Regions from separate parts of the Homo sapiens genome. Here region 2 is linked to region 1. Evidence: chromatin contacts called from ENCODE Hi-C or POLR2A ChIA-PET data. All regions are on one chromosome and are shown on one strand. The core of a region is the stretch at or near the end of the contact, and the rest is flanking DNA. Distances in the headings are between cores, read along the strand shown. Region 1 has its middle 130 kb from the start of VGLL2. Region 2 has its middle 65 kb from the start of VGLL2.

Region 1 (2,700 bases), core at 174-2,673:
TGATAAGAGTCTTAATAGGACCCCTGCTGATGCGCATCTCTGTTCTCTACTCAGCTGTCCCATCCTGCAGCTACAGTTCTAAAGTTACAGGACAGTTTCTAACTTTGTGCTTGTCCCAAGGCATCAGAACCAAGGCACATGATTTGTAATTTATGAGGACACCCACAGAGCTGTCACTTGCAAGGCAGGTGTTGGGAAAATGGCAAGCAGCTCTAGGAAAGAAAAGAAGTCTGATCTCACCCCTGAATAATGGTGGCCAACCTAGTCATGGATAGGAAGCGTTGACATAAGCGAGCTTTAAAAATAAAGCAATGGCTCATCTTGCTAAAGGCACTCTCTGTCTTTACGCAGTTAAAGGTAACAGAATTTAAGTAATCTATGAACAAATTAGGCATTGTGTTTACCTGAGGCATCTTGTTTACTTTTGAACTATGCTTTGCCATCTAAACTGCCAATTTCAGGTATCCTATGGATAAACAGGACAAATCAAAATTCAAATCAATAGTCCCACAGAGTGCAAAGGATAACGATCTCCCAACCTCCCTAAATAAAAAATACAATGTGGAAACCAAAACAAATTAACTCAAGAGCTAGATTAAAGGAATTTTAATAAAAACATTTAAAAATACAAATTGTCAATCAATATGTTAGCTGCCTAATATTTTTGTGTCAACTGAGTTTGGTCTCATTGCAGCTTATTTTAAATTCCAATTTATGGTAATATTTCAGAGACTAATAAAGTGTAATTTAATCTGAAATTGATTTAGATGGAGTGGAAGTCTATTTATAAGTAAAAGTAGAGTGAAAGTCTTGAGGCATTTTCAAAGCGCCACAAGGCACACATTGCTACTCTGGATGGAAAGAATATCAGCTAGGAAGCAATCTGAGCTGCGAAACCAAATGACATCATGATGAAAAGGTTCCAAGATTTAAAAAGTATTGCTTACTGATAGGCAGCTCAGCTTTCCATCTTGGGCCTGAGAGTTCCAGTGGGATGTCTGTGTTACAATGCAAGTCTAGCCAACTTCACACTATGGGAAAGCCACAATGATCATAGAGAATCAAATATCAGGAGATTGCTGGTTGCAATTGGAACTTTCACATTACCAAACTAGAGGATTTTTTTCCTTCCTTTGGTAAGGACAGATCGGATTGGCCGATATTTCTCATTACCACATTCTTAAAATCTTCCTTCCTTATAACTTGCATCCTGGTATTGACAGCTCACATCCTTCTTACAGATTTCTTTATGTTGCCTACTAACAAAGAGTCCACAAACCACCCAATGACATAATCCATTGTGTCCTGCACCCTCCTGCCTCTACCATAAATGATCAGGGCTGAAAAGAACAGTTAAGGAGGTTCTGGAAAACTCCAAGCCACATATTTGGCTCTTAGCCTGGAAAAACTCCTGACAGAAAGCCTGTCTGGTGCCCTTGGCAGAGCCCCACAAGATCTAGTAAAATGCCAAAGAGGAGGCAGCATGACATCAAGAGGGAAGTGTATTGTAAAGCAAAAGTGTTACACCTGGCCAAGGCAGATTTGAGAAATTATTATTGACTGGTTGGATGACTGCAATATAGGTATAAAAACACAGAGCCAGTATTCTTGTGTCAATTTTTATTTGGTGGTTTCAGACCAAACTTCCTTCCTATTTATTTGGCTTTTTTTCTAAGAAGTGGAATATAGAGTCTTGAGGAAAATGAAAGGATATCTCTGAGCTGCCCTTTTCCTTCTTTGCAAGAATCCAAAGGGAAGACAAAGAGATTGAAAGCTCAAGGAGGAAGTCACTAAAATAGCTGGAGAACATCCAATATTTCACATTGAATCTCAGCTCAGCAACTGTGCACACCAGCTTGATCTCTGTTGTAAGAGCCTCTGAGGTTGGATTCTTCCATTGTTGTCCTCCTATCTTATCTACCTTCACCATCCCACATGTTGGACTGATCTGAAAGTGTGAGATCCTAAGGAGGTGTGAAGGGGGAAGGTTTGTCCTGAACACTCAGCTGTTGGAAAATCTCTAAAGATCCACTAGCAAGCCAAGTATTTTAGAATGCTCTGCATTTCATCAGAATGCATGTTCATGAACAAACACCAAGAAACTTCAAGCCTGAGGGCTTGAAGAGTAGGAGATGGTGGAAACAGCCATCAACTTATACTCAGACTTAAAAATCTCTGGCTTATCTGCAAGGTCTGCTTCAGGTTAATAAAAGAACACATTAAAACCTGAATTTTACCATTCATTATATATTCTTCATTATTACAGAGATGACGATAAGGAAAAAGCTCAGATGTCTTGATGTGTTGATAAAGGACCTAAAGACAAATACAAATGATGTTAGGTTTCTGGTCTTTTAAACCTGAGTACGAACAATGCTTTGGCCACTTATGGGCTATGTGAACTTGGTCAAATTACTTTATCTCTCTGAGCCTCATTTTCCTTATCTGCAAATAGGGAAAAATGCTTACTGTGTGGTATTATGATAAAGATGAATCAAGATGATATATGTGAGGCACCTAGGAAAATAATAGTCTATTTTTATCACATGGATTGACTTATTGCTATTAGCTAGTTGCCTTTTAACATGGATAGGTATATTTATTTAACAAATATTTATTTCTCACCTGCCATAAGCCAGGCATCCTTTAAAATAAGTTATCTTGAAAAAAATGAAAACATACATTAGTTAAAAAACCCAA
Region 2 (2,700 bases), core at 194-2,693, 61 kb after region 1:
CCCATTCTAGAAACCTCGTCATAAACTGTATTTGAGTTCTGAAGGCATCAAGAGAGATGGGATGGGTCGTGGCTATAACTGAAAGGGAAGAATAAACCTACCATAACCAGGAAGAATGGATCCTTTAATTCTGAAGTGATTACATTTGGAGGGGAGGGGTTATTTAGTTGATTCTATTTAGTTTTTTGCTTATTTATGTTTTGGCTGTGATTTTAAGTATTGTGTGATAGAAAGAGTAGCAGCCTGAGTCTGGTTGCCCAGGCTCGAGTTCCTTCCAGAGGTACAGCAGGCTCTGTGTCTTCAGGCTTCCTCTGGACTTAGCAAGGCTTAATCTCTCAAGTAAATATAAAGGTGCACACCTGCTATAGACACATCCAGTGTGAAGACAGCTAATTCCCTACATAAGCTTCCATCAAAAGAATGTACCCACCATTATCTGAAACCTTTCTTCTAGTCTCCCTGTTTTCTTTGCATCATTATCTCCATGGACCTCTACATATTCTTGGAACTCCTTCCTCCATAATCAATGAAAACAGAAGTGATTATTTTCCTCTAAATTCCTCTATGGAAGACATGTGGCAGTTAAACAGTTAATCATTACTACTTTTTAAGTAGCTCTTCTACTATGAGCTCAAATTGCCATTGAATTCTTTTGTTGTGGTTGTTTAATTTTTCCTGCATTTATTTTTTGCCTCTAAAAACAGATCCTATGCTCCTTGATGGGAGAAAAAATTTCTGATTCATCACTGATTTCTCCCACGATACCATTTATGGTAATACCCATAAAGTGGGCAGTCAAAAGATATTTAGTGAGAAGTTTGAGAAATAAGTGTAAAAATATTTTAAAAGGTAAAAATGTCACACAAATATAAAGAATTGTTGTTACTGTCCTTTGCTATAATTTCAATGATAATTCCGCTTCTATAAGATACCAGTCAAATGAAAGAGAATGCCTTGATTCTCAAACCCCAACACATTCCTCCTGTGATATAAAAGGCCTCCAAACTTTGAAATCATAAAATTACATTCATCTAAAATATATGGTTATATATGTTTGCTCTGCTTTTCATCATTCATGTCAATAGTTCATTATTTTGCTTTTACTCCTTAAACTCTCCTACAGCTAGACAGGACCATTAGCAACAGAATTGGGCTACTCTGGCAATATTAAATGGCTAAAGGCCAGAATGCAGTCAGTCTAGTTAGCTGGTCTATTTTAATTTTGTTTCTGCATAATGAAAACAGTCTGCTAAGATGCGTGTGACTTACGTTGACCCACGGATACATCCATTTTTTTTAAATAGATGTCTCTTCTTTATTGAAGACAAGTATGTCTTGTCACAATTTGGCTGCCTAATTTTAGCTCCAGTGGGGTTTGCTTAGACACCAAGCTCCAAATCCAGGCCAGAAATAGGCAGAAGAGTGATGGTCATGTGTTTAACAAGATCCCAGGCAACGGGCCAACACACATTGGAGCTAGGTTGGAATTTCTTGCCCTGTGAAAATGCAGTGCTAAATCTTCCTATCCCTCTTCTCTCTTTCTCTACAAGTGGATCTCCCCTGTACAGTGAGCTGTCACCTGAAACTAACAAGGAGGATGTGACTCCCAGCAATCTGAGCTACAGTGAATAGTGCGTGACCTACCAGTCTTGACATGCCAACTTGGACTATCATTTCTAGAATGGTTGAAAAATAAATTTTAATGTAGTTCACCTCGATATATGATTTCATTAAAAACTTTTAAAATGGGTACATCTTTACAGTCCTTTGACACTCTCAGCATGTAACACATAGTATTTCTCTCTCTCTCTCTCTCTCTCTCTGTCTCTCTGTAGAAAATTGCTCCTTGTTCTTGTTTCACACTTTCTCATTAGGGCTTTTTAAATAAATATCTATAAAGAGTGAACTCCTACACTCCCCACTCTCATCCTTTTGATTATTATTTGTAGATTTACTGAGAAAATTATTTTTAAGCTTGTAAGTACACCTTGTTGTTTTTAAGATATCTAAATTTGGCTATATGTTCATGTTTCCCCAACTTTCTAGGGCCTTCATATCCTCTTTCATAGAAACTTTGCCATATGTTAAGGTAGTCTATAGAGCCAAAAATAAAAATAGCACATTTATAAATGTGTTTGTCTTTTCTATGACTGACTCTCTAGGATACCTAAAAAGGAACATATAAGAATGAAACAGTCTCTATCAGAAAAGACAGAGAAGCCTGCGACCTCATACAGCATAAAATCTTTGAGTTATTTTCTGAAGATTTTTTGAACAGTTATTAGCTACCTACAGTTCCCAAAATCAAAGAATCAATATATATTACAACCAACCACCATATTTAAAGATTTAATTAAAGTTCTGAACTCTAATAAAAAAAATTTACCCCGGGGAAACTCTTAAGGTGTATTAACTGTGTCCCACTCAAGGGGAAATATGAGTTTCACATTGGATCTAGAAAACCAGACTTGGGTTCCTCTTGGTATAAAGGGGGCATTGGCTATAAGAAGTTTTTTCCAGCAGTGGTAGAAATGGATATGCTATGATCTTTCCTTCTTACCTGTACCTTATTGTGACTTAAACATGGAAGGTAGGGAAACCATCTCTGATTACAGACCTAAGTCACACCCCTCTACCACATACCCAGAAAAGAACATCTGTTACACAGACTGATTAATTCAGTGAACCACCCAATAGGAC

What was found. Hi-C counts contacts between places; a loop is a spot of excess contacts on that map. ChIA-PET counts read pairs that join two places held with the same protein, here RNA polymerase II (POLR2A). Pooled maps may share reads with other maps.
Region 2: a map of cardiac septum shows a loop between it and region 1 (2.4-fold over the local background). The contact joins two enhancer-like sites. A Hi-C loop is called at or near these places in 1 of 168 maps with a recorded cell type or tissue (cardiac septum) and 2 of 50 pooled maps. POLR2A ChIA-PET finds 5 or more read pairs at or near these places in 1 of 52 experiments (OCI-LY7).

What each region holds. Positions count from the first base shown.
Region 1 is chr6:117,137,713-117,140,412 of GRCh38, forward strand. No RefSeq gene overlaps it. Among named protein-coding and RNA genes, the nearest start is that of VGLL2, 130 kb to the right of the region's middle. Within about 2 kb of position 1,424, at least 2 of the 41 ENCODE cell types and tissues checked have a DNase peak (open chromatin) inside an H3K27ac peak, as active enhancers do.
Region 2 is chr6:117,198,773-117,201,472 of GRCh38, forward strand. No RefSeq gene overlaps it. Among named protein-coding and RNA genes, the nearest start is that of VGLL2, 65 kb to the right of the region's middle. Within about 2 kb of position 1,444, at least 3 of the 41 ENCODE cell types and tissues checked have a DNase peak (open chromatin) inside an H3K27ac peak, as active enhancers do.